Regions from separate parts of the Homo sapiens genome. Here region 1 is linked to region 2. A link is a loop called in an ENCODE intact Hi-C map of the cell type or tissue named here. Cell type or tissue: heart right ventricle. All regions are shown on one strand. Each heading gives the region's core, and the rest is flanking DNA. Links, peaks and the distances in the headings are about the cores only. Region 1 overlaps PAK1 (p21 (RAC1) activated kinase 1). Region 2 overlaps PAK1 (p21 (RAC1) activated kinase 1).

Region 1 (16,831 bases), core at 7,818-12,817, 61 kb before region 2:
CTTTGCCAGAATCAGGAACCTGTTGCTACAGTTGCTAGATAGAGAACTATGCTGCCTCTGCTGCAGTTTGTTCCAGCAAAAGGGATGTCCTGTGCTAGTCTCTCCCATCATCCAATTTAGTTCTAATCAGTATCTAGTCTGAGAGCATCTGAATGGTGGAACCTAAATCACATTTAGAAGGAAATCTGAGAAGTAATGTTTTTTTTTTTTTTCAACCTCTGTAGTGCCTACTAGGCTAGAAAGGAGTTGGAATAGGTGTTGAGCAAAGCAGTGTATACATTATGCCCTAGAGAATATTCAGGTGGCTGTACCCTCTTCTAGTACCAAATTGTGTATCATTTGGAATTCGGTAAACAGAAATTCTGACTCAAATTTGGCTTAAATCATGTTGACGTTTTTATCATGCTTGTGTTACCTTTATCCACAAGCCGGCTTCCATCATGGTAGTAAATTGGCTGACAAGACCAGCTGGGGAGATAAGCTTCTTTATTCACCAGTGGATGAGAGAGACAGAGAGAGAGAGAGAAAGGGAGAGAGACTGACTGATTTTATTTCAGAAAATGGACAAAAATTTCTTCTCCTCAGTGAAATTGAACCAGTAGAGACCACCTGCCCATCCCTGAACTACAAGAATTTCTAGGGACATGCCAGGTACTGATTGAGTAAACCTAAATCTGATTCAAGAACTAATCACTGGCAAGGAGAATGGAATTACCATGTTTGGTTTGGATGTACAATCAGGGCCTGCTCTTGGAGCTAGGAATGGGGTCAGCTTTCTCTGAGAACAGTGCTTCTCAAAGTGTTGTGTTCTGGGAACTTGCTAAAAATGCAAATTCTGGAGCCACATCTCAGACTTATGAATCAAAAACTCTGGGTGTGGGGCCCAGGAATCTGTGTTTTAACAAGCCCGCCAGATGATTTTGATTTCATGCTAAAATTTGAGAACTGCCTTAGAAACTGTTTGATGAGGGATGAATACCTGATAAAAAAAAAAGTCTGGGCTCTGTTAGGGAGAAGAAGGGAATGGATGCTGGGTAGGCAGCCAACAGCATCCATTTCAAAACTGGAAAGACGGATAGGGACCAGTTCATGAGGAATCTTGAATGTCTAGCTCACAAGGTGGTGGTGGTTGTGAGATATAAAACCGGATAATGTGTGTCTGAGGGACTTGTACAATGAAGGAGATAGGTTATAATAGGGACAGAGTATATTGAACTTGGAGCCAGAGTTTGGATTCTCATCCTGGTCTTTTTACCTCATTGAGCTTCGGGCTCCCCTTCTGTAAAATAGGGAATATAACCACTGGGGTGTTGAGACAATTAAATGGACAAATATATGTGGAAGTGCCTAGTACGTAATTTAGCATATTAATAGGTAAAGAGCTACAGAATATGAATGATGATACTTGGCTAAGGTAGTATGAATTTTATTTATTTGTTTATTTATTTTTCAAGACAAGGTCTCGCTCTGTCACCTAGGCTGGAGTACAGTGGCCTGATCATAGTTCACTGCAGCTTCAACCTCCTACTTCAGCCTGCCAAGTAGCTGGGGCTACAGGCACGTGCCACCATACCCAGTTAATTTTTTTGTATTTTTTTGTAGAGATGGGGTTTCGCCATATTGCCAGACTGGTCTTGAAGTCCTGAGTTCAAGCAATCCTCCTGCCTCAGCCTCCCAAAGTGCTAAGATTACAGGTGTGAGCCACCGCACCCAGCCTGGTGTTGGATCTTTGATCATATTCAGATCAGCTCTGGTTTAACTGCATGAACATGGGTTCTGCTCTGCAGTCTTACCCTGGGGCATTATATGAATTATTTGGCTGTTACAGGGATAGTGCAGTTCCTTTTGCTCTTATAACTAATATGTATTCAGCTTGCTGTGACCATACATATTTTATGTTCTTCCCTGGCACTATAATTCATTCCTTTTTATTTTCTCCTGTGAGGTAATTAAAATTTGTAATACCATGCCCTTTTCCCCCTTGTTTTTTTTTTTTTTAATATATCTCACATTTTCTAAATATAGAATACTTACAAGTTCATGTTAAGTTTCAGTGGGAAAGGTGTTTAGAATCAGTTTGGACTCTCTCCTTTGCTTTATATATAAAGAAACTAGGACAGACAGGGAAATAATTTTTCCAAAAAAATTTTTTTTTTTCCTGAGACTGAGTTTTGCTCTTTTCGCCCAGGCTGGAGTGCAATGGCGCGATCTCGGCTCACTGAAACCTCTGCTGCCTGGGTTCAAGCGATTCTTCTGCCTCAGCCTCCTGAGTAGCTGGGACTATAGGCGTGCGCCATACACCTGGCTAATTTTTGTATTTTTAGTAGAGACGGGGTTTTGCCATATTGGCCAGGCTGATCTTGAACTCTTGACCTCAGGCGATCTGCTTGCCTCGGCCTCCTGAAGTGCTGGGATTACAGGCGTGAGCCACCGCACCTGGCCTCCAAAATCTTATATATCCCACTTCTTCCTTCTTCCTATTTCTTGGCATGGATGAATTTACATCTGGGGCTTTCATTTTTTTGTTCTGTAATACTAGTAAAAAGTCATTTGTAGATTGTTTAGATCTGATGGGATTTAGTTAAAGTCATAAGCCTGATTTGCTGTGAGGCAGGGCTGATGTGCCAACCTAGGAAGAGAGAAAGCTAGTGAATAGAAGTGTTAGGAATCCAGCAGAGGGAAAAGGGCCCTACCATGAACACACTCTTTACTCCTACTTGGCTTGTTATTAGATGTGCCAACCCTGTTATTAGGTGGCTTATGGCTTCTTCTTTCTTTATATCTAGGGTGTTTGAGGAAGGTAAATATGCCTTTTGAATGGGTAATTTCTACTCTTTGGTGCTGAGCATTTTCCACCTTCGTCTATACTGTAAATAACCAGTCTTTTTTTTTCTTTTAGAAAGTTACTGCTTGAGTGGCAAGGAAATTAGAGAAACTGCTTCTCATAGACTAGTTGGGTTGCTGGCTGAAGGGGACCCTAGGAGATGTCTAATTCAACACCCTTATTTTATGAATGAGAAACTGAAGCCAAGAGAAGAAAAGCAGCTCATTCAATATTATATAAGTTAGTTACAGAGTCAAGACCACATCTCAGCACTTCTGACTCCCTATTAAGTATATTTTTACTACACCTCTCTGCAAGGCAAGTGTAAGAGGAATTGTGGGGTAGTGTAAAGAGTGCAGATTTGAGGGCATGAGATCTGGGTACAAACTGTGGCTCTGCTACTTACTGACCTGTTTCTCAGAAAGTAATATCACTTCCTTAAGCACCAGTTTCCTATTTATAAAATGAAATTATGTTGATACTCTGCCTCACAGCGTTATCATTAGAATGAAATGTGAGATGCAGGGGAAAAAATGAAATGAAGACTTTAAAGTGGACGTGGCCAATTTACTTATGAATTTTTAGCTCCATCACTTATTAACTGTGTGATTTTGGGCAAGTCACTTAATTTCTGTGAACGTAGTTTTTTCTTTGTAAAATTGAGACAATAATAGCTCTCTTACAGGGTTGTTTTGAGGACATTAATATATATAAATGTAGGGGAAAAGAAATATTTTTCCCATTGCTATGTTCATGGCTGAGGCTCCTGTAGCAAAAGACATTAACGAGAGAGGTCGGGCGTGGTGGCTCACGCCTGTAATCCCAGCACTTTGGGAGGCCGAGGCAGGCGGATCACCTGAGGTCAGGAGTTCGAGACAGCCTGACCAAAATGGTGAAACCCCGTCTCTACTAAAAATACAAAAAATTAGCCGGGCGTGGTGGTGGCGCCTGTAGTCCCAGCTACTCGGGAGGCTGAGGCAGGAGAATGGCATGAACCCAGGAGGCGGAGCTTGCAGTGAGCAGAAATCGTGCCACTGCACTCCAGCCTGGGCGACAGAGCAAGACGCCGTCTCAAAAAAAAAACAAAAAAAAACAAAAGACATTAACGAGAGAAAAGCAAGCAAATATATTTAATACAAGTTTTACATGACATAGGAGCCTTCATAAGGAAATGAGGATGCAAAGAAACAGGCAAACTTGTGTATTTTTATGTTTAGGTTTGATGGAAGAAGTGGGTAGTCTTGGAGAAATATGATTGGACAAAGGCGGTATGATGTAATGGTAATAGGATCAGGGTTGGAGGGAACTTAGCAAGGCTGGTTTGTTCAGATTTTTCTGTATGTCCCTGTGTCTTCAGAGAAAAATGAGGCTTTCCTCTGGGAATAAGGAGGGTACCTCTTGAATGAGGATCTGATTACCTGCTTCAGGGGAGAAGGGTGAGGGGAAGCTGAGAGTGAGAATACTTTCTTGCGTCTGCTGTTTTCTCATATGCTAAGATGTCATATTTTGGGGTAGCATGTCTTGAACCCCATTATAAAGAATCAAAGTGGTGGCTGGAACATAATAGGTAGTCAGTAAATGTTTGAGATATTCTCAGAAGACTTAGTTCTGTCTTCTCAAATGGTTTCCCTAAAGTCTTAAAATAAATACATCAGAACTTCTTGTTCTGTGGTTTTAAAGTGTTTTGTGGAGTTTGATTCCAGAGGCTATAGGTGGTGTAAGGTATGAGCTTTGCTGTTAGTCAGATTTCCATTCTAAACTCCTGTGGCACATAGGCAAGCTCTTCTGCCCAGAGAAGGGCCTCTAGAGATGGCAGGTTTTGTGGTAAATGGATTGAAAAAGAGGAGGAGGAAACTTGGTAACTGGGAAACTTGGGTCACTTCTGCAGGCAGTTGCAGCCCACTGAATAGCAGTATGTCAGGACCTTAGTGGTGAAACCATTTTTCATTGTGATCTCTGTCTCTGTTATTCTAAGTGTCTCAAAAACTGGAACCATGTCTAAGTCCTCTGCTGTTTCAACACCTGACCCACAGTAGATATGCCAATGTATTTTTTTGAAATAATATCTATCTAAAGTGGAGAACTTCTGTGGCCCATAGAGTTCCATAAATCCCTAATGGCTCCTAATTCTTCACCCCAGCTTCACCTTGCAGAGATATTTGTATTTAACAAGGATTTTCTAGTCTTTAATCATAAGGATTTGCAGGATTTCAGGTCTTGGGTTTTTTAGGCCTTGCTCTGCTGCCTACTTCCCTTTGCAAATATGGTCAGGCCAGACAGCTATTTCCTTCATCCCTAGTCATTGTGTGGGACCTGCCAGGTTCTTTCGGGTTTTTAATGCTGGGGTGGTATTTGTGGCTTTAATGCACAAGAGTTGGGGAGCATGAAACCCACATGATCAGGTAAACATCATTCTCTCAGTGGGTCCAGGGTTATGAGAAAACATAATGCTGGGATGTTCTTTCTTCCCAACTCTACCCCTAGAATTGATACTTTTATGTAAGCCATTAATTCAGTAAATACCTTCTGAGCATATATACTGTGGATCAGACATTCTGCTGGGTGCTTTAAATAATTATCTTTCCAAATACTCACAAGTTAATACTTTGAGTTAGACTGAGGGTATTGCCTTCAATTTCGCAGAAAAGGAGTCTGAAGTTTAGATGAAAGGAAATGACTTGCCTTAGCTAGTAAAGGGCAGACCCAGGATTTGAAACCAAGTCTTCATGACTAAAAGATAATCATTGATTGTCATGCTTGTCTATGCTTTCAGAATGGGAAGCTCCTTGAAGATGCATGTCTGATTGAATTTTTGCTCCCTGTTCTCAGCACAGGGGCTAAAACAGAATTTTTAAAAAATTGAATATGTAATACATTGGAAAGTCCTAGATAGAATAGGGGAATTGGGGTGAGGGTATTGAGAAACTGTTTCCTAGTCCACATTATTTCCCTGGAGAAGCTCCAGTCCTTAGGGTGATTTTTTTTTTTTTTTTTTTTTTACCTATAGGATTGAAAAGGAAAGCATTATTCATTCCAGCAACCCATAAGGAAAACTAACACAAACATTGTAATGCTTTAAAGATCTTCGTGTCTCATTGGGAAAATAACACCTCCTTCACTGTGTTATTTTGAGGAAAAGTGAGATGATAAAAGAGTCTGCCTGAACTCTAACGTTTTATGTTAAGTTGTTTTCATGCCTGGCTTTACCTGCCCTATCCCCTTTCTGGGCTTCAGTTTCTCTATGTGTACAGTGAGATGTTGAACTGAATGGTCTTGCTGCTCTTCCTTCCTTCATTAACATGAGAACAGATAGTTGATGCCTCTGATGTTCATGTTGTTCCCATTGCCCTTTTCTCTTTAAGCGCACTGCCTAGTTTCCTTTAAAGTCGTTGCCTTCTTTAGTTTTCTTTTTAAGCTGTTTCTGTGTGGGCTAGTGTTCCCTTTTGAGGTTGAATTGAATTGTGTAAGGCCTCAGGAAGTGGTGGAAGCACCTTCCTCAAACCTGGTTGCACCAAAGGCCCATCAAGTCAAGTCTTGTCCCCAAAGAGGAAGAGAAAGCCTGGGGTTCTTAGCCCAGGCTAAGATTGAAGGAGTTTCTCTTTCGAGCTTTCTGGGTTAATTTCAAAACGTACAGGAGGGACATTTTCTTTTAAATTTCAAACACTCACCCTGTATATCATTAATATTCCTTAGCCATTTTTGTATAATATCATTTTTTAATTTCTATCCACCTTCTTAAATCTGTCCCTTGGGTCAGACAAAATGAATTCAACCTTTCCTCCACATGACAATTCTTTATAATCACAATAGTGATTTTATTACTGTTCTTCTCCAGCTAAATAGTTTCAAGAGTTTCTCAAATGACTACCTCTTTTTGCCTATTATACCACTTTGCTTTCCACAAAAAACTTCCCATGGGTAGTCCCTTCCTCATGCTAATCTTATTTCTGGTTCTGTATAACCTATCACTTCTTTGTAAGTTTTCACACTATTGCTGAAATAAGCCAAACATTCTTTCTCATGTTCCCTTAACTTGGGTCTCATAGCATTTTGTTTGTTTAACATGTTTTCCTTTGCTTGCTGTCCTTACACTCAACAACCTTCAAGACCAAGTTCAAATATCTGTCTCTGATGCCTTCTCTGACATTGTCCTCCTGTGCCAGGCAGAATTAGTATTTCTTCCTTCAGTGTTTATGTGTTACTCTGTTGTAATGGCTATGACATCATTTCTTATATTATATTTGTACTGTGTTATATTTTGTGTTGTACTGTATTGTAATTAATGTAATTTGTATATTCTACCTCTCCTTAAACACTTCTTCAAAACAACCCTTCCAAGGTTAGAAATACGTAGCAAATACCAGGTGGTCAATAAAAGAGGAAAGTACCACGCATTGAGTAACTTACTGCTGTGCAAGTTGCCTAATAAATATTCCCAATCCTCACAACAGGTCTCTGACATATTTTTCCATTTTTTCCCATATGAGTCTCCCATTTTACATATGAGGTAATTGAGGTCCAGAGAGATTAAATGATTAATTTCTGATCTCACAGCTGGTAACTCAGACAGAATTGGGATTCAAACCCAAGCTTGCTGATTCCAAAGCTTGAGTTGTGTTTGGAACTATTCTTCTGACTCCTAATTCAGTATTCTTTCTGTGCACATCAAAAACACACAAATTGAGTATGTAGATGTGTTTAATGCAGTGATGGACTAGAGTTCAAATGGGAGTGTGGTGGAATGAGGAGCAAATAGCTGTGGTACTCTCATAATTGTGTATTAAGAAATAGCCCTAGAGTTATTAATGCCTTAATTGCAACTGTAGGCAATTCTGTAATTTGGCATTTTAAAATGAATCTATTTTGGCTGGGCATGGTGGCTCACGCCTGTAATCCCAGCACTTTGGGAGGCTGAGGTGGGCGGATCACCTGAGATCAGGAGTTTGAGACCAGTCCGGCCAACATGATGAAACCCCCGTCTCTACTAAAAATACAAAAATTAGCTGGGCGTGGTGGTGGGCGCCTGTAATCCCAGCTACTTGGGAGGCTGAGGCAGGAGAATCGCTTGAACCCGGGAGGTGGAGGTTGCAGTGAGCTGAGATCGTGCCACTGCACTCCAGCCTGAGCGCGAGACTTCCCCTGAAAAAAAAAAAAAGAATCTGTTTCATCTTGTTAGCAGATATAACAACACCTACCTTTGGACATGTTCTGTTCTAAAAAGGGATGAAAAGCTGCTTCTCTCACACTACCACGGGCAAGATAGATGAGCTCAGCTTTGACTTGAAACAGTGTTAGTGCTTATGAAATCTTTCGCCTCCAAGTTTTGTCCTATTTTTGTTAGGTGCTGGTAACCTACCTTTCAGAGCTATAGAATCAGACAATGGGAATAATGGGATTCTTATCCCAACTATTTGAACAGGTTCTCACCAGGGAGAGCCCAAACACAAAGGACCTTTTTGGAGTTGGTAAAGAAGGCCAAAATGTAGACCCTGGGAAACACCTCTGCCTCCTTGTTTTGTGGCATGGGCTGCTGATTCATCCTATATTCTTTTAAGTTGGCTAATAGCGGATGTGTTATAGAAAGGTAACAAAAATAGGATCTAGCTCTTCTTATCTCTGTGTGGTTTTGGGTAAATGATTTATACTTCCTATGTCTTTATGTGTTTTAATCCAGTGATTCTTTCCAGGTGAAGGGATCCTGTTGTACAGGGACCACACATCTTTGCTGCTCAGGGACTATGCAAGGCTCTAGATTACAGCTTCTTTTGCTCTCCTTTTTTGTTTTTTTTTTTTCTTTTTGTCACAGCTCCCCTATTCACTATTATTCTAAACAGTTTTTGAAATCTCTTACCGTCTGATGTCCCCTCACCCATTCTCTTTATTGTTGAGGTTCATACCTCTTTTATAGCTTTACCATCATTTTAGAGTGATTTTGGGAGGGAACATAAGTAAATGTGTTTTCAATCTGCCAATTTTAACTAGAAACAAACTTCAAAGGAAGTTAAACCAATAGAAAACTGAAGTTGCATTTATATCTAGAGTTATAAAAACTTTACCATGAAAGTACATGAGAGGATAGACCTTTCAATGAGATGTTCTGGATTCAAATCTTAGCTCCATCATCTATTAACTATATGACCTTGGGTCTGAACTTTCTTTTTTTTTTTTTTTTTTTTTTTGAGACAGGGTCTCGCTGTTTCACTCAGGCTGGAGTGTAGTGGCATGATCTTGGCTCACTGCAACCTCTGTCTCCTGGGTTCAAGTGTTTCTCATGGCTCAGCCTCCTGAGTAGCTGGGATTACAAGCCTGCACCAGCATGCCTGGCTAATTTTTGTATTTTTAGTAGATTCAGGGTTTCGCCATGTTGGCCAGGCTGGTCTCGAACTCCTGGCCTCAGGTGATCCACCCACCTCGGCCTCCCAAAGTGCTGGGATTACAGGTGTGAGCCACCGTGCCCAGCCTGGGTCTGAGCTTCTTAATAAAGGATAGGCCAGCACAGCCTAGCATAGAGACAGTGAGTCAAACATTTTAATATCATGAACAACAAATATTATATTTATTATCTGCTGCATGCTAGTGCTAGACCCTAGAGATACAAAGATGACTAAGATTCACTTCCTTTCTTGGAGAAGCTTGCAGACTAGTGGCAAAGAAAGAGAAAATAATACTTTAGGAACTGTTGATTGAGCATGTACTATGAACTGTGATAAGTACTGGAGATATAAAGATGAATGAGACAGTTTCAACCCTGAATGTGCTTATTGTATAGTGGGGGTGGGGTGATGAGAAGGAGCCCTGTAAATCAATAACTAATACAACGGACAAGGGAGAATAGGGCATTTACGATCAAGAAGGGAGAAGTGGTATCTGTAAGTTGAAGAAGATACCGCTTCAGGATTGCACTACATGATCTTTAAGCTCTCTCTTGGCCCCAAACAGTCCATGATTCTATATGTGATAGATATTATGTATATAAAAAGCTCATGAAGAGAAATGTAGATTTTTAAATAGCTCACTCCGGTGTGAAACAGAATTAGGGAAGTAGGAAAAGTGATTTTCTGGTTATCACATTCTAAAACAACAGTGGTTGTTGAACATTTTCCAGAAAGTGATCAAGAGAGCAAATGTTTCCTGAATACCTTGCCTGAGGTCAGTTTTTCCCTAAGAATGGTAGATGATACCAAAGAAGTATAAAATAGTGTTTCTGCCCTTAAAAAACTTTGATTTCATTAAGAATGTAGGATATATACACTAAAAATAAATTGAACAGTGCCACCAAATAAACTGGGTACAAACTTTAGTAGTTTAGAGAAAGGTGGCTGTATTAGTTTCCTAGTGCTGCTGTACCACAGATTGGGTGACTTAGAAAAACAGAAATTTGTGGTCTCTCAGTTCTAGAGGCCAGAAGGTTGAAATCAAGGTTTTTGCAGGTCCACCTCTGGAGGTGCCTGGCCTCTATCCTAGTTTCTGTTACCCTCTGGCCTTTCTTGGCTTATGGATGGCTTCTTTTCCCTTTGTCCTTTCACCTAATCTTATCTCTGTGTGTGATTGTCTCTTGTGTCCAAATTTCCCCTTTTTATAAGGACACCAATTATATTGGATTAGGGTCCACCCTAATGACCTCATTTTAACTTGATTACGTCTGTAACTACTCTAATTCCAAATAAGGTCAATCCTAAGGTATTGGTGGTTAGGATTTTAACATTTTTTTTTTTTTGAGACACAATTCAACCCATAACAGTAGGCTGGATGGTCAGGAAAAGAACTTGGTCAGGTAGGATTTGGATTAGCAGAGAGAAGTAGAGATATTGTGGGATAAGTCCTTGCAGTATTCAGACCTCCATCAGAGGACACTTGAGGTGAATTCATCTTGGTGGAACCAAGGAGTTTTGAGATCCCCCAAACAGGGACATTTGGAGGAAAAAGACAACTTCAGTTTTTTTACTTAGTTGTTTTTGTGTATATTATACTATTGTGGGCAGCTTTTCTTTTTCTAGAAGCAATTTTGTTGCTGTATGCCACATTTCTAGTCATGACCATTAAGATGTTGATTGCATGGTATATAACAATTTATTCTTAGGCAACAGAAATTAAATTATTTTAACTTACATGGCCATTCACAATAATAGAAGATGTTTTGCTTCGTAATTGTGATGAGTTTACAAAGAGTTAGATGGCTTCACTCAGAGAATTTCACATTAGAAAACGAGGGTGAATCAGGACATTTCTCAATCTGTGGCTCTGGGGGTTAGGCCAATAGTTTTTGAGCATGACCACACCCGGGAAACTTAAAAATATAAGCTTCCTGATGATACCCACGTCCCACCCTGGACCAAATAAGTTAAATTTGGGGGATGGTGGTTGGTATGGGACCCAGGCGTCGGGTTTTTTTTTTTTTTTTTTTAGAGCTCTCCAGGTTTACGTACCTGGTTGCAGCTCACTGGGTTAGGAGAATAAGAAGGAAACTGGATTCTTGTCCTTGCTGTGACCTTTTGGCCATTCCCTAAAACTTTCCAGTTTCAAGTACATCTCTTCTGAGAATAAGGAAATCTAGGTATATTATGTCTGAGAATAAAGAAATCTAGGTATATTGTGTCTGGCAAGTTCCATCTGTTTAATAACCATGGGTAAGTCACTGGAATTCTTTTTGAGTCTCAGTTTGCTCATTTATAGAAGAGAGATAATTGAAACTGCTCTCCAGTGTTGCTGTGACAATAAAATATTTGCAGATATTTCAAAATGCTATGTAGACTCCAGAATACTATATACTGTAAATGTGAGGGGTGTTTTATTTTCATTGACAGACAACTTGCTGAAGATATCACAGCTGCTTGGTGCCCTAGACAGGTTCAGAATTCTCACCTTCTGAATCTTTTAATTTTCTCATTAATTTGAACTGTGATTTTGCTTCCTTTTTCTTTTATTAAGTTGTACCTGAATGCCTTCTGTTTTGGATACTTCGAGATCCCTTGGTGTCATTAAAAGCTTACTGAATTAATGGAAAAAACATGGTCTTTAGAGTTGCATGAATTTGAGGTTCAATCCTGGCTCCATTAATAACCAAATCATTTTAACCTCTTAAGTTTCAGTTTTCCTGTATGTAAAATGGAGTATTACATGGGAAATAATGTAAATGTACTTAGCATTTTGCTTGATACCTAATAAGCACTGGTGATTATGGCTTCTTGTTATTATGAGGGGCAGTAATAGAGGGGGATACTTACATTACAGTTGGATAAGGGTTGTAGTAGAGGCCTTTCCATTTGACTTCACTGAGCAGAGCCATCTCCTTGTGGTGGCTGTTGGGAATGGGCTTGCTGGGGAGTCTTCCACAGTCTATTATAACAATCTTACTTTGTATAATTCTTTTTTTTTTTTTTTTTTTAAGAGACGGAGTCTCACTCTGTTGCCAGGCTGCAGTGATCACGGCTCACTGCAACCTCTGCCTCCTGGGTTCAAGTGATTCTCCTGCCTCAGCATCCTGAGACTACAGGCGTGCGCTACCACACCCGGCTAATTTTTGTATTTTTAGTAGAGACGGGGTTTTACCATGTTGGCCATGATGGTCTTGATCTCCTGACCTCGTGATCCACCCACCTCGGCCTCCCAAAGTGCTGGGATTACAGGCATGAGCCACCAGGCCCAGCCTACTTTGTATAATTCTATACTGTTTTAGATACTTTTAGAAACTATTCTCATTTAATCCTCACAATAATCTGCAAGGAAGGTGATATCTCTGTATCTTCAATAAGGAAACCATGGCTAAGAGAGATGAAATGAATTGCACAAGGTCACCTTGTGAATAAGCAGCAGAGACTGTTGTTGTTTAAGGAGAAGCCCCAAGCCTTGAGGCTTTGGGTTTCATTTCGGCTGGACTTTTGGTTTCATGATCGGGGCTTTCTGATGTTAACCCAGGAAACCTTAGTTTGATGGTTGTATTAGTTATCTATTGTTGTGTAGACAAATTACCTGCAAAACTAGCAGTTTTAAAAAAATAAACATTTATTATTTCACACAGTTTCTGAGGGTCAGGAATCTTAGAGTGGCTGGGCTGGGTGGTTCTGCTTCACTGTCTGTAATGGGGTTACAGCCAAACTGTTGCCCAGGACTGCAGTCATCTGGAGGCTCAAGCAGGGCTGGAATGAACTCCTTCCAAGTTCACTCATGCCGTTCATTGTTGGCCAGCCTCAGTTTCTTCCTGGCTGTTGGCTAAAAGCTTCAGTTCTTTGCCATGTGTGCCTGTCCATAGGGCAGGGCAGTTCACAGCATATCAGCTGGCTTCCTCAAAGAAGAGATCCAAGAGAGAGGAGAGTAATCAAAACAGAAGCTGCTGTGTCTAATGTAATCAAACTTCAGAAGTGACATACCATCACTTCTGTTGTATTCTTTCAGTCACATAGACCAACCCTGTGGGAGAGGACTCTACAAGGATGCAAATACCAGGAGACAGGGAACATAGGGTACTATCTTAGAGGCTGGCTACCTCCAAGTAGTGGTTTTCACAGTGGTAGAAAAATTTTGAGACCAGGCTATACATATCATGTATTAAGGAATTAACTTTAATAAACAGGTTAAGATTCTATTCCATGTTCCAGGCATGGTGGATATGAGGAGAATTCCCATATGTCTTTAAGGGATAGTTTCTGAGGGTGAAGGGAGCAGGGATTCCTTCAGAAGCCTTCTGGGTCTCATTTTTCTACTATTAATTTTTCTAAGTTGGTAACACAACCATGCCTGTTTTACCAGCAACCAGACACTTTCGTGAGGGTCGGGAACACAAGAAGATTTCTTTGCTATTGGGTGTTACCTGGTGATTTGGTCCTTGCAGGTCTGAGCATTTTGACTCTTACTTGTGGAGAAAATTAGCTGATGAAACTGTGCATCTCCAATACTTAATGCTTTTAAAAACTCACATTCAGTTTTACATGATCATCTCAAAGGAGTAGTGATGAGATGGGAAATCAGCTAACCTTGAAGTCAGTACATCTGGGTTTGAGTTCTTGCTTTGCCACTAACTGACCATGTGATCCTAAGTCATGTTCTCTCTCTGGACTGCAGTTTCCTTAAGTATAACAAGGAAGTGTTAAACTAGGGCTTTGAAGTGGAGCCTCACAAGCTACCTGGGTAAGGTTGGGAGGTGAGAAGAGGCTGAGGAAATAGAACTTATCCACCTCCATTTCAGCCAGAGAAGCTCTACTTTTCGTCTGTTGAAATATTGGCATTACTGTAAGATTTGATTGGAAAAAGAGGTAGAGAGACTTTACAAAAAAGCTTGGAAACCACTGGATTGAGTGATTGAATTCTCAAAGGACTTCTCAGTGAAAAGAAATGGGTTGGCTTTTCTGATGCCATTGAGCAAGGACTAGCCCAAGGGGTATGGGATTACCCTCCTTTTTACAGATAGGATGGCAGAGAAATGGACCTAGATGTCTCTAAGAAACTTAGGCCTTTTCCTCACCTTCTTTCCTTTAGATTTTTTTTTTTTTAAGACGGTATTTGGAGAGATGGGCATTAAATACCGATGGCTGCATCTCCTGTCTCTAAGCTGATTGAAGCTTCTTCAGGAACAGGATCCAGGTCTGCAGGGCTAAAGGCCTTCCCTTGAAAGGCAGAGTATGGTACAGGCCTCTTGGGAGAGGAGGGGGTCAAGTGAGTTAGCAGCAGGTGAGAAGGACTGGTCTTCTAAGTTGGTCTCTGCCTCCTTTGGATTATTTAGCTGTAAACATACTTTCCCTGGCCTATATGGATCCCCAAGCCCATCTAGCTTTTGGAGAACAAACTAATGGAGGAGGTAGAGGTGGGAGGAGCAGGTAGAGGTGGGAGGAGCAGGTAGAGGTGGGAGGGGCAGATAGAGGTGGGAGGAATTCAGATGAATCTTGCTTCCAGCAGCTTAGAAGGTCTCTTGTTTTTTGGTGGCTTCAATGCATATTGTTATTTCCCTTGCTGTATACAGCAGGTCTTTACTAGCTGATTGAAGCTTATCTCTAATCATCTTTTCCCTACTGTCTGTTTTCTTTCTTTCCAAGTAAATATTCTATTTTGGAATAGAAGCCTGGAAATTAATGGTTTAGTAGAAAGATTCTAAGAGTTCTATTTAGAATCAGCAGAGGTGAGTCAAGTTCCAGGTTTTCTATTTACCTGTGTGACTATGGGCAAGTTTTTTAACCTTTCTCAGTTTGTTTCCTCATTTATAAATTAGGATTGCTGTGAAGATTAAAGGATATAGGCATGTTAAGTATGGTACTTACCCTTATAGTAAGTGCCCTTATAGTAGGTGCTAAGTATTTATTATTATTTTTGTTCTTTATTTTTTATTTTTAGAGATGGGGGTCTCACTATTTTGCCTAGGCTGGTCTCAAAACTCCTGGCCTCACACTATTCTCCTGCTTCCGCCTCCTCAGTAGCTAGGATTATAGATGCGAGGCCCTGCACCTGGCTATTTTTGTTCTCGTATGTTTGAAAGTTTAGGATAGATGCTAATTAAATTCTAAAAAATACCATTTTATAGCAGAGTAACAAAATCAGTACTGAAGAAATTTTTCAAATGATCTTTTCTGATATATTCATTTTATACTTGGAATTGGTACATTTTACACTTGGCTCAGAGTGAAGCAGTGAATGGTCCAACGTTACCTGTGGAGGCACCGGGGATTAAGTTTATAATACCTGATTCTCCGATGACAGGTGTACCTTAGACTAGTCTGGGTGACTGGGGCTGGATTAAATATCCATACTAGGTTTCTAACTTTATGCTTTGAGGGCCATTGATTTGTGTGACCTGAGAAGCCAGTGGCTACCTTGAGCTTAGGTACTGCTGAGTGGAGCCAATCTTATACCTTCCCACTCTCCTGAGAAATTTTCCCTGATACAGACCCAGGCACCTGATGGTTCTTGACAATTTAAATTTCCTTGACAATTTAGTCCTCTTTCCCTCTCCATATGTTAAACCCAGAAAAGAGAAGGCAAGTACAGTATAGCCATGATGTCTCTGGAAGTGAATGACCCATTGTACTGAGGTAGAGACATAGAAGGAGGGCAGGAGAAAGGATAGGACCAGAAAAGTCCTTGGGTATTTTTTTTTCTCTAGAAGTCTGCTAAGGGTTATTCTTTCTGTAATTGTCTGAAAAGAGAATTGTAGAATATTAGGGACTGAAATTTCCCTTTAGGGGCATCTAACACAACCTTTAACCCATGTTTGAACTCTCTCTTCAAAGTTCCTGCCAGGTAGTTTTCCAGTATCTGTGTACTTCCATGTTGGTGAGCCCTGTACTTCTAGAAGCAGGCATTTTCTTGGTTAGATATTTTGGCTTTCATTTTTTATTTTATGTATATATATAATTTTGGCTTTTAAAACTAGAAGTAGAAGCAGTTATTTTCTTGGTTAGATATTTTGGCTTTTTGGTTTTAAAAGCCAAAGCCCTAACTTTTAAAAGATAGAAGAGATAGCATGCTCCTCTATAGGGCTTCTAGTTTTAAAACTAGAGTAGAAGCACTCATTTTCTTGGTTAGATATTTTGGCTTTTTCTTTTAAAAACTAAACTAAAGTTTAGTTTGGCTTAAAAGCCAAAGTCCTAACATTTAAAAGATAGAGGAGATAGCATGCTCTTCATGGCTTCGAATCACTGGCCTCTCACATGAGGAAACAGGCTTAGGCAAATGAAATGATGTATATCGGACCATTGGGTGTGACTCTTCCACTCTGCCTCCAGCTAAGAGAATCAGGCAAGACAGAGACCCAGGAGCTCAGTTCTAGAGCCTCAAATTCATCCTCATGTCTTTGTGGGTGAGTGGTTTTTATTAAAATAATTTATTTTTTCATAGGCTTGCAGAATGTACTAGTACTAGAAAGAAATTTACTGATCATATAGTCTATTTTAATCACCATTTTATAGATTAATAACTGAGTTCCAGAGAGGTAAAGCCATCTGCCCAATGTCATACACAGAGGTTCTGTGACAGAACTGACGTTAGGACTGTGGTTTCCTGGTAGCAAGACCTAGATGTCTT
Region 2 (16,831 bases), core at 7,044-12,043:
GTTGTGTTTAACTCCAAAGAGCTTATATTTTAAATAGTCATGGTTAAATGTATAATTTCTACTGCAGCATGGAAGACTAATGAGCAATATTTTTAACTCTGGATACATTCATATGTATCCATTGTCAAGGACGTTTATTTAAGATAATAACATTTTCATTAAAACTATTGATAACATGTGATAGGAAATCCCCCCCATCTTTATTTATTTAGAGACAGAGTCTCCCTCTGTCACCCAGGCTGGAGTACAGTGGTGCGATCTTGGTTCACTGCAGCCTTTGCCTCCCATGTTCAGGTGATTCTCCTGCCTCAGCCTCCCTAGTAGCTGGGATTACAGGCACCCACCACCACGCCTGGCTAATTTTTGTATTTTTAGTGGAGAGGGGGTTTCAACATATTGGCCAGGCTGGTCTCAAACTCCTGACCTCAAGTGATCCGCCTGCCTTTGCCTCCCAAAGTGCTGGGATTACAGGCATGAGCCACCGCGCTTGTCCTATCCCCTATCTTTTAGATTTTATTCTACTGTTTCTCAGAAGTAGTGGAGATTTTGCCAGTAAATTCTGCACCATATAGGACAGGATGGTTACTGCATTGACCATTTTATATTTAGAAGAAGAAAGCCAAGCACAGTGGCTCTCGCCTGTAATTCCAGCTGCTTGGGAGACTGAGGTGGGAGGATTGATTGAGACCTGGAGTTTGAGACCAGCCTGGGCAACATAGGGAGACTCTTGTCTCCAAAAAAATTTTTTTTAATTAGATGGGCATGGTGGCGCATGCCTGTAGTCCCAGCTACTCTGGAGGCTGAGTGGGGAGGATCTCTTGAGCCCTGGAGTTTGAGGCTGCAGTGAGCTATGATTGTACCACTGCACTCCAGCCTGGGGTAACAGAGCAAGAATCCCATCTCTCTCTCTCTCTCTCTCTCTCTCTCTTTTTTTTTTTAAAGAACAAGGTAGAATTTCAGAGGAGGGAAACACTGGAGAGATTATATAGTCTCAGGGGTTAGCAAACTTTTGCTGTAAAGGGCAAGATAGTAAATAATGTAAGTTTGTGGACATACAATCTCTGTTGCAACTACTGAACTCTGCCAGCATCAGGTAAAAAAAAAAAGCCATAGACAATTTATAAATGAATGGGTGTGGCTGTGTTCCAATAAAACTATCTACAAAAACAGCAGCTTTCCTGACCCTTGATACAGTCCATTCCCAAGAGGGAAAGTGTAACTTGTCTAAGGTTATAAAATTAGAGGTTGGCAGAGAACTCACTATGTGGAATGCTGTTAGCAGTTTTATTTAATCTTCACATAGATGAATAAATGAAACCTAAGAGGTTGAAGAATTTCTCTAAAGTTAGTAAGTGGTACTGGGATTCACACTTAGTTTTTGCTAGGCCAAATTTCTGCTTTCAACTACATCATAATGGTTTTCCGTGCTTTGCAATGTCTCAGAATGGGAATGCAAAGAAAAGCAAGATATTGTGATTTTTCATTAGTGCTTGGCATATAGTAGGCATTTACATCAGTGAGTGTTAGCAATATCATGGTGTGCAGTGGAAGGACTTGAGCTAGACCCTGAAGGAAGGGCTGTATAATTTTGATTCTTTGCAATTTTTTAACATGTATTTCCTTTTGGTCAAAAATAATAAAAGAGTTATATTGTTCTTATTTCTGATTCTAGTAGCTGCTGCTGGTGGTGACAATGTCAAATAACGGCCTAGACATTCAAGACAAACCCCCAGCCCCTCCGATGAGAAATACCAGCACTATGATTGGAGCCGGCAGCAAAGATGCTGGAACCCTAAACCATGGTTCTAAACCTCTGCCTCCAAACCCAGAGGAGAAGAAAAAGAAGGACCGATTTTACCGATCCATTTTACCTGGAGATAAAAGTATAGTATTTGATTTTCTTCTCATCATTTATATGCTTTAAAAAAATTATTTTGGGTAACCTGGATAAAAGATCTGTTGTCTTTGACTTAATTTTCCTTTAATGTTTTCTTTCTGGTTAAATATTTCCCTTTCTCCCTACAGTGGCTGAAGCAAAATGGAAAATAGACCTATTTTTATACTCTATTAACTATATCTGAGCAAAACTGTAAGAGAATAATTATGCTCTTGCCAGATTTGGGACAATCTGAAGTGATTTATTTATTTTTAAATTCTTAAACTGTTTATGAAGCCACAAAATGTAAGAAAAATTGAAATGTCTTTATTTGGAATTTTTTTCCCCCCGAGTTAGTTTCAATTGGAAATGTTTTCTTTCCAAAATCTTGATTGCCTTTTCTTTATTCCAGCTTCCTGGTCCCACTTTCAGGTTTGGGGACTACGTATCAGTAAGAATGGCAAGTAACAGCTGAGAAAAGGATGCAGAGATAACTAGCATTCAGCATGAGTTTACTATGAATAAATTATCCTGGGCAGCCTCATTTCCTTTTTATTGATAAAACTTCTGTTAATAGAAGAGTAATCATATGATGAATAGTGGTGATTTTAACACTGATTTTAACACTGTTGATTTAATAGTGTATATGAAAAAGTCACCAAGATCCTCGTAGACAAGGTTGTAAAATAAAGGTTTTGGTGTCCACAACAAAAGATGACTTTTGTTTGGTACCAAAAATGTTGATTTAAGTGGCTGTTGCTCTGAAGTAAAGTTCTCCTTATATTTGTGGGCCCTGTTCTTATGGCATGCTAAAGATACTGGCTTTCTGTGTGTAAGTAGTTACCATGAGCTTCTGGTTTAGATGGAGCTGGGTCACCACTTACCAGCTTTCTGATCTTAGGCATGTCAGTTAACTGCTTTGACCTTTATTTAGTTTCCTATTTTAAAAGTGAGATATCATTTCACAGGGTTGTTGTGAAGACTACATACAAAGTTCCTAATAGAGTACCTTCCACACAGAAGGTATTTGAATGTTAGTTCTCTGTCTCTTTACTCCTTTGTCTCTGTCTCTTTACTCCTTTGTTGATGAATAGAAACTGGGAGGCATAGCTGGTAGACTACATGGTAAAATCAGAACTGAGATTCTGAAACAGTAGGGCAGATACAACAAGCACAATGGTAGATTGCGGAAAATATCTCATGTTGTAGAAAAATATAATTGCCTAACTACGGATCAGGGGAGATGGTAGATGGTAGTGTCATTAGCCCAATAGGGAACATAGAAAGAAGGAACAAATTAGGAGTGTTGGTGATTGGAGAGCAGGGAAGATGATTATTTTGGACACATTGCATTTGTAGTGTCTTTATATAGATATGTCTTATAAGCAGATCTCATGTATTGTAAATGTCGTACAAGTGAAATGAGAAATAATAAGGACTTTTAATGAGTACATTGGGCTTATATCGTTATGTGTATGAGTCCTTCTACTTCACCTTCACTTCCCTTTGGGTTTGGTGGCTTTGGGTAGAAAAGAAGGCCAGGCACAGGGGCTCATGCCTGTAATCCCAACACTTTGGGAGGCCGAGGTGGGAGGATTGCTTGAGCTCAGGAGTTTGAGACTAGCCCGGGCAAAATAGGAAGACCTTGTCTCTACTAAAAAAAAAAAAAAAAAAGGAGTCGGGCATGGTGGCGTGTGCCTGTAGTAACAGCTGCTTGGGAGGCTGAGGCAGGAGGATTGCTTGAGCCTGGGAATTTGAATCTGCAGTGAGCTGTGATCATGCCACTGCACTCCAGCCTGGGTGACAGAGTGAGATCCTGTCTTAAAAAAATAAAATAGGCCGGGTGTGGTGGCTCATGCCTGTAATCCCAGCACTTTGGGAGGCTGAGGCGGGTGGATCACCTGAAGTCAGAAGTTCAAGATCAGCCTGGCCAACATGGTGAAACCCCATCTCTACTAAAATACAAAAAATCAGCTGGGCATGCTGGCAGGCGCCTATAATCCCAGCTACTCAGGAGGCTGAGGCTGGGAGTATCACTTGAACCCGGGAGGCGGAGGTTGCAGTGAGCCAAGGTTGCGCCATTGCACTCCAGCCTAGGCAACAAGAGCTAAACTCCATCTCACAAAAAATAAATAAATAAAATAAAAGATATGGGTAAGGTGCTTAACCTTGATTTCCTGACTAATTCATTCATATAGTAGCTGCCAACTTCCTTGGTACAAGGGCTATGATCTGAGACAGTGTTAAATGCCCTGCAGTCTTCTTCCACATATGTAGCCACTTTGTTTATCCCTCAATTTAGATGTGTATTTATTTTTAATATTGTATCTTATCAACCAGTGTTCTTGATCTCTATAAATAGGCTTTCAGCCCAAGTGTCTACATGTAGTGAAAGAGGACTTTTTAAATTAAAAAGTTTAAATTGTTCTTGCTGACTCAAACTAGAAAGGTAATAAGATTCTCATCCAGTAGGCATCATCAAAACTAAAAACATTTATGTTTCAAAGGGCATCATCCGGAAAGCAAAAAGGTAACACACAGAAAGGAGAAAAATTTCCCAAATTACATATTTTATAATGGATGTGTATCTAAAATATGTGAAGAAGAACTATTGCAAGTCAACAACCGAAAGACAAGTAATTTTAAAATGGGCAAAATATCTAAATAGACATATCTCCAAAGAACATATACAAATGGCCAAGAAGCACATGAAAGGATTCTCAAATCATTAGCCATCAGGGAAATGCAAATCAAAACCACAATGAGATACCACTTCACACTCACTAGGATGGCTATAATAAAAAAGATAATAACAAGTGTTAGTGAGGATGTGGAGAAATTGCAACCCTCATAATTGCTGGTGGGAATGTAAAATGGTGCAGCCTCTGTGGAAAACAGTCTGGCAGTTCCTCAAAAGATTAAACATAGAGTTACCAGCAGTACATGAATGTTTATAGCAGCATTCATAATAGCCAAAAAGCAGAAACAACCCAAATACCCCATCAGCTGATGAATAGATAAATAATAAAATGTGGAATATCCATACAATGAAATATTTGGTAACAAAGACATGAAGTTCTGATCCGTGCCATGACATGGATGACCCTTGAAAATGCTGTGTTAAGTGAAAGAAGCCAGTTACAAAGGATCACATATAGTATGATTCTATTTGTAGGAAATGTCCAGCATTGGTAAATTCATAGATAGAAAGTAGATTAGCGGTTGCCTTGGGCTGCAGAGAGGGAGAGGCAATTAAAACTAGGAGATGATTACTAAGAGGGGTGGGGTTTCTTTTTGTAGTGATGAAATGTTCTAAAATTGATTTTGGTGATACCTGTCCAGCTCTCTGAATATATTAAAAGCCATTGAATTTTACACTTCATGGGTGAATTGTTTGGTAAGTGAATTACATCTCAATAAAGCTGATTTTTAAAAAAGAAGATTCCAGTCTGAAACAGCAGATGGAAGCAGAGCCTTCAGACATCATTGGAACCTGGAGGGACAATCTTATGTGCTAAATGGGAAAGTGGGGGTCTAGATATTGGGATTATAGTATTGGTTCTTCCATAAATTGGCTGTCTGATTTGGGTCAATTATTTCTCTGTAGACGTCAGTGCCTTCATCTAGAAAAGGAGAGAGAGCAGTAGGCATGTGCAGTTTCTTTTAGCTTTAGAATCCTATAACTGGCCAGGCACGGTGGCTCATGCCTGTAATCCCACCACTTTGGGAGGCCGAGGCGGGTGGATCACGAGGTCAGGAGATGGAGACCATCCTGGCTAACACGGTGAAACCCCGTCTCTACTAGAAATACAAAAAATAAGCCGGGCGTGGTGGCGGGTGCCTGTAGTCCCAGCTGCTGGGGAGGCTGAGGCAGGAGAATGGCGTGAACCCAGGAGGCGGAGCTTGCAGTGAGCCAAGATTGCGCCACTGCACTTCAGCCTGGGCGACAGAGCGAGACTCCGTCTCAAAAAACAAAATAAAATAAAATAGAATCCTATAATTACATAAATGTGATGTTGCAAAGGCGTGGTTAGATCAGGCTTGTCTATATAGGTGAAAAGAAACTAGGCCATTGTAAAGTACTTTATTCAATGATACAGCTGTAGAAAATCCTAGGCTAAATCTAAGTAACCTTAGGCTAAATCTGATCTGAAAATACATCTCATAGCCTCAAGATCAAAACTGCATCTCTGCAGGCTGAAAACATAGAGGTAGAAAACATACAGAGTTATAAGAAGTTCTTGCAAAATGATCTAACTATCTTTCATCCTTTGGTTACAGATTTTCTATATTTGCCCTGGGCACATAGGTTTCATCCCTTTGCTTTAAGACCCTTGATGGCTATAACTAATGCATACATCAAAATGAAAGAAGTCTGAGGTGTTTTTCTTTTGTTTGGAGCCTTTGATCAACCAGTAAGCTACTCAACTTAGTCCTATAAGGATACACAGCAGTGTTGGTAGTCTTTGAAGTGGTATATGCCCTTCATGTAGTATTTGAGCATTTATACCAGCTGCATAGAGTTATGTCTGGAACTGGACTTATAACACAGATTGAGTCCAGCCACTGACATTTGTTAACTCTGATTTATTTTTTAAATTTCATTCCAATATCCTCACTTCCCATTCATCCTATATCATTAGTAGGCTTTTGTCATTTGACATAGTAGATATAAAAGCATTTTCTAAACTAAAATGCAATACAAATAGGAGGTTTGTTTTTTAAAAATGGAAACCTCATTTATTGTTTTATTTGATACCTACAACAACTCATTTTTAGTTGGGGAGGCTAAGGCTTAGAGAAAAGTAAGTTGCTCAAGGTCTCACAAGTGGAAAGTGGGAGAGCTGAGTATGGAACTAAGTCTTCCTAAATTATCTGTTCCATTGTAACATAACTATCTCTCTTAGTTGTTCTCAACCCTGATTACATGTTGGACTCACTTATGGTGCTTTTAAAAAATACAGGGCGGGGTGCAAGTGGCTCACGCCTGTAACCCCAGAAGTTTGGGAGGCCGAGGCGGGCGGATCACTTGAGGTCAGGAGTTCTAGACCAGCCTGGCCAACATGGCAAAACCCTGTCTCTACTAAAAATACAGAAATTAGCCGGTTGTGGTGGCAGGCACCTGTAATCCCAACTACTCAGGAGGCTGAGGCAGGAGAATCGCTTGAATCTGGGCGGCAGAGGTTGCAGTGAGCCAAGATCATGCTACTGCACTCCAGCCTGGGTAACAGAGTGAAACTCCATTACAAAAAAAAAAAAAAAAAGGCTGGGCGTGGTGGCTCACACCTTTAACCCCAGCACTTTGGGAGGCCAAGGCGGGTGGATCACTTGAGGCCAGGAGCTCAAGACTAGCCTGGCCAACATGGTGAAACCCTGTGTCTACTAAAAATACAAAAATTAGCTGGACGTGGTAGTGGGCACCTGTAATTCCAGCTACACAGAAGGCTGAGGCAGGAGAATTGCTTGAACCCAGGAGGCAGAGGTTGCAGTGAGCTGAGATCACACCACTGTACTCCAGCATGGGTGACAGAGCAAAATTCTGTCTCAAAAATAATTAATTAATTAATTAATACTGATACCTGCATTCCACCCAGACCTTTGGAGTCAGAATTTCTAGAGGAGTTGTCTTGGGTCTCTAGAGAGATTTTTGGGAGATGAGAAAGAAGAATGATCTGTAGGCTGTAGTAATGGTTGAGATTTGAGCTGCCAGTGGGTAGAATGTCTTTGGGCATTACCTAATGCTGACCTCTCTAGCATGGCCTCAGTATGTGCCTGGGGGATGCATAAATGATTGGAAAGAGAAGCTGTAATTGAGGGCCTGTAATAGGTGATGCTGAGTTGCAGAATTCCATGTGGGAAAGCCTGGTTCCTGTGGTTAGGATCTGGAGCCTTTGGTTTATTCTAAGAAGTCTTTCAGCATTTAGTTTGAAATCTTTTTCTGGCTGCATTTTCACAAGCAAAGTGGAATTCTCTGAGCTTGGGAAGAGTTTAGCAAAGTTAATTTTAACATTGGACTATGTCAGTGTTTATCTCTCCAAGTTTGGAACGTTTTACTGCCTTGAGCTCAGATTAGCTCAGTGGAGCCAATGAGAGGTGCTGCTTAAAAATCATTTTTTTAAAAAAGGCCAGTGATTTGTGCTGAAACTTTGATGGCTATACCAAGACATGGGATTTTGCAGTGTCAGCCTCATTTCCCATGCTATCAGAAAGCCAAGTGGTCTAGGTCAAAGATAGGGTTAAAGTTGGGATGGGTGAGGTTGGAAGCTTCTTTTCCCGCTTTATTTTCTCAATCCCAAGATCTCTAGATACATGAAATCAAGATGATTCTTTCCTCTTTCTCACCTCAACCACAGTTTCTCTGTCTTAATGAATGGGCTGAGAAACCTAACAGTTTTTTATATTAATGACAACTCATGTTTGTAAAGTTCTTTAGTTTACAAAGCACATATATTTCCTGTAACTTAAAGAATTCTTTTTTTTTTGAGACAGTCACGCTCTGTTGTCCGGGCTAGAGTGCAGTGGCGCGATCTCAGCTCACTGCAACCTCCACCTCCTGGGTTCAAGCAATTCTCCCTGCCTCAGCCTCCCGAGTAGCTGGGATTATAGGCACCTGCCACCACGCCTGGCTAATTTTTGTATTTTTTAGTAGAGGCGGGGTTTCACCATGTTGGCCAGGCTGGTCTTGAACTCCTGACCTCAGGTGATTCACCCGCCACGGCTGCCCAAAGTGCTGGGATTACAGGCATGGGCCACTGCGCCCAGCCAAGAATTCTTAACATCGTTGTAGGAATCCTTATTTAGATATAAGTCTTCTGTCAGTTATATATGTTACAAATATCTTCTGTGCTCTTAGCTTTTATTAGATTAAGTAAATTCCCCTGTAATCTTAGACAGATGCTTGGCATGATGTGAGATAGAATTTTAATGTGGTCAAATTTATTAATTATTTCCTTTCTAATGCTTTGTGGTTCTATTTTTGAAATCTTTACCTACTCAGAGACATGAAGGTTTTTCTATTGAGTTTTCTGTATTCACGTACATGAGCACATGATCTGTAAATTGTAATAGTTCTTTTTCTTTCTTTGTAATCCTTCTCCTTTTACTTCTTTTTCTTGCCTAATTGCACTGGTTAATACCTTCAGTACTATGATGAATAGAAGTGGTGAGGAGGAATACCCTTCTCCTGTTTTTAATCTCAGGAAAAGCTTTCAGCATTTTAGAATTGAGTATAATGTTTGCTCCAGTTTTTGGTAATTACCTTTTATTAGATTAAGTAAATTCCCTTGTAATCCTAGTTTGCTAAGAGTTTCTAATCATGATTGATATCACATTTCAGCAAATGCTTTTTTCTGCATTAATTGAATTGATTATATATATTTTCTTCTTTATTTTCTTAATATAGTAAATTACATTCACTTTTTTTTAAAAAATTGAGATATAATTCACATGCCATACAAGTCACCATCTTAAAATGTACAATTCCGTGGTTTTTAGTATATTCATAAGATTGTACAACCATTACAACTAATTCCAATACATTTTCATCACTCCAGAAAGAAACCTCATACTCATTGCAGTCGTTCCTCACTTCTCCCTTCTCCCCTGGCAACCACTAATCTACTCTGTGTCTATGGATTTGCCTATTCTGGACATTTCATATAAATGGAATTACACAGTATATTGCCCTTTGTGACTGGCTTCTTTCACTTAGCATAATGTTTTCAAGGTTCATCCATGTTGTAGCATGGATCAGGACTTCATTTCTCTTCATGGCTGAATAATAGTATATGGATGTACTGCATTTTATCTATTCGTCACTTGAGGGACATTTGGGTTGCCTTCACTTTTTGACTGTTATGAATAAGCTAATGTGAACATTCACATACAAGTTTTTGTGTAGACATAAGTTTTCATCAGATTCCTGCAGACATACTTCTAGTCATCATAAAAAATTTGCAACTGCAGCAGTAGTCCCAGGGATACTATATCCCTGGGATATGGGACCATCAGGATCCTAGGTTTGCTTTATTTTCTCCATTGTGTCTTCCCTCAGTCCGAAGCTCTTAGTGCCTTCCTGCCTGCAGTCATGTGCTTTGTGAATCTGGTAAGAGTTTATGAAATTTGGTTGACTTGCTGAGCAGGTGGAAAGATGGAAGAAAGATCACACTGCTTACTTCTTTTGGCCTCTGCTTATTCTGTTTCTTTTGGAAATGCCCTTTCCCATCTCGGTCTGGCTAACCCCTGTTCATCCTTTATGACTTCTTTCAGGTATTATCTTCTCCAGAAGAGTGGTTTATTACTTACCTTCTTCTGTACACAGAGCATGCACCATTGTCCTATTTTGCAGATTGAAGACTTGAAACTCAGACTTTCCCTGGGTCACCCAGTGAGTTACTGGCAAAAATAATACTGAATCCTTCCTCTGAGATTCTTTCCACTAACAGAAATTTCTTTTAATTCCCTGACCTCAGCTGTTTAGCTCCTGGGTTTGTGGTGATGAGCCAGTGAGACAGTGACTGGCAGAGCTTGGTGAAGGGCTGTACACAGGTGAAGGGGATGATTGTTACTTCCAAGAAGGGATTAATTGGGTTCCAGGTGGCTCTGGGACTGTATGACTTCTCCATTTCTCTCCTGTATTCCTGCCTCTTGAATCCTGTTTTCTGCTGGTGATCCCCAACTGGTGAATACTCAGTCTAAATATTACACAGTACCAGGCCGGGCGTGGTGGCTCATGCCTGTAATACCAGCACTTTGGGAGGCCAAGGTGGGTGGATCACCCGAGTTCAGGAGTTCGAGACCAGCCTGGCAACATGGTGAAACCCTGTCTCTACTGCAAATACAACAAGTAACTGGGTATGGTGGCGGGTGCCTGTAATCTCAGCTACTTGGGAGGCTGAGGCAGGGAGAATTGCTTGAACCGGGGAGGTGGAGGTTGCAGTGAGCTGAGATCACGCCATTGTACTCCAGCCTGGGCAACAAGAGTGAGACTCTGTCTCAAAAAAAAAAAAAAAAAAAATTACACAGTACCCAAGCTAAATCCTGCCACCTAGATTTCCCCGTTCCTTTTACTTCTCTCCTCTCCCACTTCAACCAAGTCATTGCTATTCTTGTACTCCGCGTCTAATCTATGTTAAACTGTTATTTCAGTTAGTAGTTGATACCAGTCAAATCTCAGTAGGGATCAGGGGTATAATAAAGAGTGAAAGACTTGATCAGGTAGACTACAGTCCTGTGCTCTGTGAATCAGGACAAGTCAACTTACATCCCTGGGCCTCTTTCCTCAGGGAATGGGATCATGGTCTCTAGAGTCACTCCCTAATATTTTCTTTCTTTATTTTTTTGAGACACAGCCTCACTCTGTCACCCAGGCTGGAGTGCAGTGGTACAATTTCAGTTCACTTCAACCTCTGCCTCCTGGTTCAAGCTATTCTCATGCTTCAGCCTCCTGAGTAGCTGGGATTACACGCATGTGTCTCCACGCCCAGCTAATTTTTGCATTTTTAGTAGAGATGGAGTTTCACCATGTTGGCCAGGCTGGTCTTGAACTCCTGACCTCAAGTGATCCGCCTGCTTCAGCCTCCCAAAGTGCTGGGATTACAGACGTGAGCCACCGTGCCCGGCCATTCCCTAATATTTTCTAGAGTGTTCTTCAACTAAGTAAGCCATGTGCTGTATTGAAATTCAGAAGTACAGGGATTGTAATTGGAAGTGGTAATTTTGGTCCTCAAGAAGCTTACATTTTGGATTTTTAAACTAGCAAGGAATTATATAAGATAGGAAATGACTAGATGCTTGGTGGTGTAGCAGACTCAGTGTCTTGGGAATTAACAGGAAGAAGAAAGGTCAGGAAATCCTTCCTGGAAAAAGTGGGACCTGAGCCAGTCTTTAAAAGATTGCTGAGATAGGGAGAAGGAGAAGAGAGCATTCCAAACAAGGAGAAGAAAAAGCAAGCAAAAAGTTGGAGGTGGGAATATGTGAGGTATATTCAAAGGTTGCAGGGTAAAGAGTGCTCAGTAGAAGCAGAGCTGACTTTAGCATTACCCTGTGTGTTCATGTATTAAATGATTTCATTTCTCTGGAACTCTTTTCTGTAAACCACTCATGCTTTGAGCTAACTTTCTTTTTGGGTCTCCTTTACCAAAGTTTCTTATGCATTTGACAGTTCATGCCTGTGATGTATTATATAGTATATCAATTATATATAATAGAAATAATGTATAAACATGCATAGATATAGAAAATAAAAATTGAAATAAAACACAAATATAATTGTACTTCCCTAAGTGACTAGATCAGAGGGAATTTAGAAACAGAAAGTAGTTCCAAAGCCCTGCCACATGTTCCAGTGCATTCTGGCTATGAGAAAGACAGATGGACTTACGTCATAAAGGACTGCTTGACTTGGGGCCCTGGTATACCCCTTAGCCTTCTCTTTCTCAAAGCAGCTGCTTCTGAGAGGGAAATTGCCAAGTGCATAAATAGCTTAAACCCTAGCACTTGGCATGTAGGCAAATGGTTCTCATTAAGATACTGAAGAATGAACGTTTGGAATCAGACCTGGGTTCAAATCCCAGCTCTCAGTAGCTGTATGAGTAAATTACTCAGTTTCCTCATCTGTAAAATGACAGTAGTAGTATTTATCTCATAGGATTGTAAGAATGACGGTAGTAATATCTATCTTGTAGGATTGTAAGAATGAAGAAAAATACTATATTGACATCATGGTTTGTATACATGGCAAGTTCTTAATGTCATTTCTTCTTACTACACTGAAGTATGTTTTCTTGATTCAACTTGAAATTTTTTAGGGGAGGTAAAATAGAATGTGAAGAGCCTTGGCTTTGATGCCAGACTTTTTGGATTTTAATTACTTAATGATTGTAGGCAAGTCTGCTCCCAAATTTTCTAATCTACAAGTAAAACTTACCTCAGGATTGTGGTGATTGTATTAGATGATATGTATGAAATACCTATTTAAAACTGTGGGATGCCATCTCAGGAAGGAATCTTAACTGCAGAGCTTTGAGAAAGCATAGTTTCTTGTTTTCATAGATTCACAGAATGTAGGTGCTTGAGGGACCCTTAAGATCATCTAGCTCATCCTCTCCCTTGTTTAGATGAGAAAGCAGAGATCCTGGTCTCTCTTTCTCTCTCTCTCTCTACACACACACACACACACACACACACACACACACACACTCTGTGGTGAGGTAGAGGTGAAACTGGCTTGAACTCTAGACCTTTTTGTTTTTTCCTTCTCATTTTGCTACCTTTTATCAGGGTTTTGCTGGGTCTGTGGAGGTGTTAGAACTTCAGAATTTCTTTTGGTTAGTGTGTTGAGCTCCCAGACAGCAGGGTTTTAAAATAAGGTTCACAGGTGCTGGGTAACAAGTGTTGTGAAAGTCAGGCCAGAGCTGCTGAAATGAACATTTATTCCTGCCCTGGAGAGAATTTTTGTGTCTTAGGCAGATTCTTTAAACTCCTTGCCCAGTTGAGTTAAATGTCTGGTCATTTTTTCCTTTCTTCACTTACTGTCTGAGCACCTACTTTGTCCAGGTGTGTGCTAGCCTCTGGGAAGCTGTGATTAATTTGACATGGCCTCTGCACTTAGAATTCAGTCTGGTATGGAAGATAAACACTTATAATAGTCAATTACTATTACATATATTGGGTGCTGTGGGAACAGAGAGGGTAAAGAACCACCCAGCCTAGAGATCAAGGAGGGCTTCACAAAAAAGATGACTTACTCTATATCAACTGGCTAGTTACTGGTAAAACCAGAACTGTTAACTCTGACAGACGATCTTTTTGCCTCTCCCTTTATTTTATTGTTTTTTGTTTTTTTGAGACAGGGCCTCACTCTGTCACCCAGGCTGGAATGCAGTGGCGTGATCTCAGCTCACTGCAACCTCTACATCCTGGGCTCAAATGATCCTCTTGCCTCAGCTTCACAAGTAGCTGGCATTACAGGCATGCACCACCATGTCTAGCTAATTTTTGTATTTTTGCAGAGACAGGGTTTTGCCATGTTGCCTAGGCTGGTCTTGAACTCCTGGACTCAAGCAATCTGCCTGCCTTGGCCTCCCAAAGTGCTGGGATTACAGGCATGAACCACCGTGCCCGGCCACCTCCCGTACTTTAGTTCAACAAGAAATTAAGTCTTTAAACATGCATTGAGTATCTGCTCCAATCCAGATCCGTAACTGAGCTCTTCTACATATGTGAAATATTAATAGATAGACTTTGCCCTCTCAAGGAGACTACAGCTCAATAAAGAGCTAAAATAAGCCTAAAAACAATAATGTTCCTGTTTTTTATTTCCTTTTGCCTGTTTCTCTTGCAGCAAATAAAAAGAAAGAGAAAGAGCGGCCAGAGATTTCTCTCCCTTCAGATTTTGAACACACAATTCATGTCGGTTTTGATGCTGTCACAGGGGAGTTTACGGTAAGTCCTGGGTCACAGAAAGGTCTTTAGTCTTTTAGAGTTCTGGCTGTGCACTGTTAGATTCAACCCTTTCTCATCTTCCTGATGCTTCTATCTTTGCCTGAGACCCTGATTACAATTTTCTCACGTTCATGAGTGGGACACTTTCATCGCCAAAATTGTATCCAGAGAAGCCTTTCCATCTCCGTTCCTTAAATAATAAACCTCTGTTAAATGGTAGGCTTGGTAGCAGGCTCTGTGTGGGGCACTGATCATGCAGGAACAACATCCTATCCTACCATCCTGGAGGTATAGCCTGGTGAAGGAGCAGACATCTTAAGAAATGACTAATTCAATGAGAAAGATATTATAAAAGAGGCTTGTGTAAACTCTGAGAGTATAGAGAGAAAGGAATGACTAATAAATGCATCTTTTGCTGCTAGCAAGTGTCAAAGTTAGCTCTGATGTTCTTTCAGGCTCCCCTGTGACTGTGCCTTCCTGTTAGTCTTGCATGTCTCTCTTACAGGGAATGCCAGAGCAGTGGGCCCGCTTGCTTCAGACATCAAATATCACTAAGTCGGAGCAGAAGAAAAACCCGCAGGCTGTTCTGGATGTGTTGGAGTTTTACAACTCGAAGAAGACATCCAACAGCCAGAAATACATGAGCTTTACAGGTATGAGAACTGCGTCCAGGGCAGTCTCAGCAAGAGATGGTTTTAATCTGGGTGGGAAAGCTCACATGCCTATTAGTCTGGGATGAGAGAAGAAAGTAGTGGAAAGAGTGGAAGTGGCACTTTAACGTGGAATTTTGGAATTTGACAGCCAAGATGATGGACTTTGCATCAAACTTGAGTCTTCACTCTGTCACTGCACACGTTTTTTTAAAAATAGCATGGTATTATATAGAGAGAACACAGGTTTTATGCTAGAAGGTCTAGATTCTGACCTTTACTAGGTTCTACCAGTCACTTCATTTCTTTGCATCTCAAAATGGGAATTCCTATCTCAAGAGGCTGTAGTGAGAAATGGTTGGGCGCAGTGCCTCACGCCTGTAATCCCAACACTTTGGGAGGCCAAGGCAAGAGGATCGCTTGAGGTCAGGAGTTCGAGACCAGTCTGGGCAACGTGGCAAAACCCTGTCTCTACAAAAAATACAAAAATTAGCCGGGTGTGGTGGTGCATCCCTGTGGTCCCAGCTACTTGGGAAGCTGAGGAGAAGGGATCACTTGAGCCTGGGAGGTGGAGTTGCAGTGAGCAAGGATCACACCACTACACTCCAGCCTGGGCAACAGAGTGAGACCCTGTCTCAAAAAAAAGAGGTTATAGTGAGAAATAAGTGAGCTGATTGATGTGAGAGTTCTTTATAAGTTGTAAAACATCACCATAGAAATGTAGCTATCATTGTCATCATTATTGTTAATATTATTATTAGTTATTTAATAACATTAATGTATGTCTTCCTCAGGGAACTAATTTTTATTAGTTAAATGAAAAACAGGCCAATAAAGAATAAGTTTCTTTAGATGTACCCTCGGTAGAAGGGACTATATTTTTCAGAGTGTTTTTAATAGCAGAATTGGGATTAGAACCCAGGTCTCCTAATTCCTGTAACATCACCTTTTGAATTTACTACTTGCCCCTAATAATGTTATTTGGAGGCTCTCCTTCCACAGCGGACCAGCTTTCCATTGTTTTGCAGGTGTGAGAACCAAAGAAGGCCTTTCTAATATGCTAAATTAATAGTGGGCTAATCTTTTAATTTCTAGGCTCTTTACTCATGTTGCCTCCTTCAAATGGCAGTATTGTTGGGAAGGTGAGAACCAGGATGAACTAGTGAATTTTGAAGGATGCTTTCCCCAGCCAGTATCTGGCTTGTTTCAAGGGCACAGATGGTGGAGATGACAGGCTGCAGCTTCACTCATGCTGCTATGGTGGTGCCCAGGAGAGGGCCATGCATGTGCCCAGCAGTATTTCCTTCCTCTCGTCTGGCCCCGCTGAGTCTGTCTCACTTACTCCATTGAGGGACTGAGTCATTTCAAGGAGGAATTGGGCTGGAGGGCTACTGAGTGGGAAAGTTTTCTAGTCAGGAAATTAGAGTTTGTGTTTAAGGAACTTGTCATGGAAACATCAGGTTAGAGGCTGTCTTTGAAAACCTCAGTGGCCAAGTCTTTGCAAGGATCTTTCCTGCATGTATGTATGTAAATATGTGCTAGTGGCATGTAAATGTGTATGTAAACAGAGACATAGCCCTGTGGGTTTGCATATATTTGGAATTAAAGCCTACTTAAGTATTCATGAACAAAGATAAAGTCCACTCAGGTATTCATGAACGAACATATGTATAAATATAAACATTCAGGTAATTATGTGTATGTTCATTCATGCATGCACATATGAATAATATTGAGTGTATATGTACAGATACGTGTGTACATCTACTTTTGTATGTATAAATTTGTGCACATGTATATATATGTATGCAAGAATTTTAATTTTCTATAAGTTGAAGACTAGGGCCAACTCTAGGCAAAA

What was found. Peaks named below come from ENCODE experiments on the same cell type or tissue, not always from the same donor. Only the 100,000 strongest peaks of a DNase experiment are listed, where the experiment ranks them.
Region 1: it touches region 2 in a loop (4-fold over the local background); 1 of 110 quality-filtered maps calls a loop at or near these places.

Annotation. Positions count from the first base shown.
Region 1 is chr11:77,438,684-77,455,514 of GRCh38, reverse strand. The region is part of intron 1 of PAK1 (p21 (RAC1) activated kinase 1); the gene reads left to right. Among named protein-coding and RNA genes, the nearest start is that of PAK1, 27 kb to the left of the region's middle. RefSeq lists enhancers at 6,021-6,450, 6,030-6,800, 12,758-12,827. In heart right ventricle, for the core only: no CTCF peak of the experiment used is centred there; no DNase peak of the experiment used is centred there.
Region 2 is chr11:77,377,383-77,394,213 of GRCh38, reverse strand. PAK1 (p21 (RAC1) activated kinase 1) reads left to right here. Exons shown (of 15, transcript NM_002576.5): 2 at 1,673-1,883; 3 at 14,220-14,320; 4 at 14,826-14,973. The coding sequence starts at 1,694. Among named protein-coding and RNA genes, the nearest start is that of GDPD4, 84 kb to the right of the region's middle. In heart right ventricle, for the core only: no CTCF peak of the experiment used is centred there; no DNase peak of the experiment used is centred there; H3K27ac peaks cover 2,084 bases.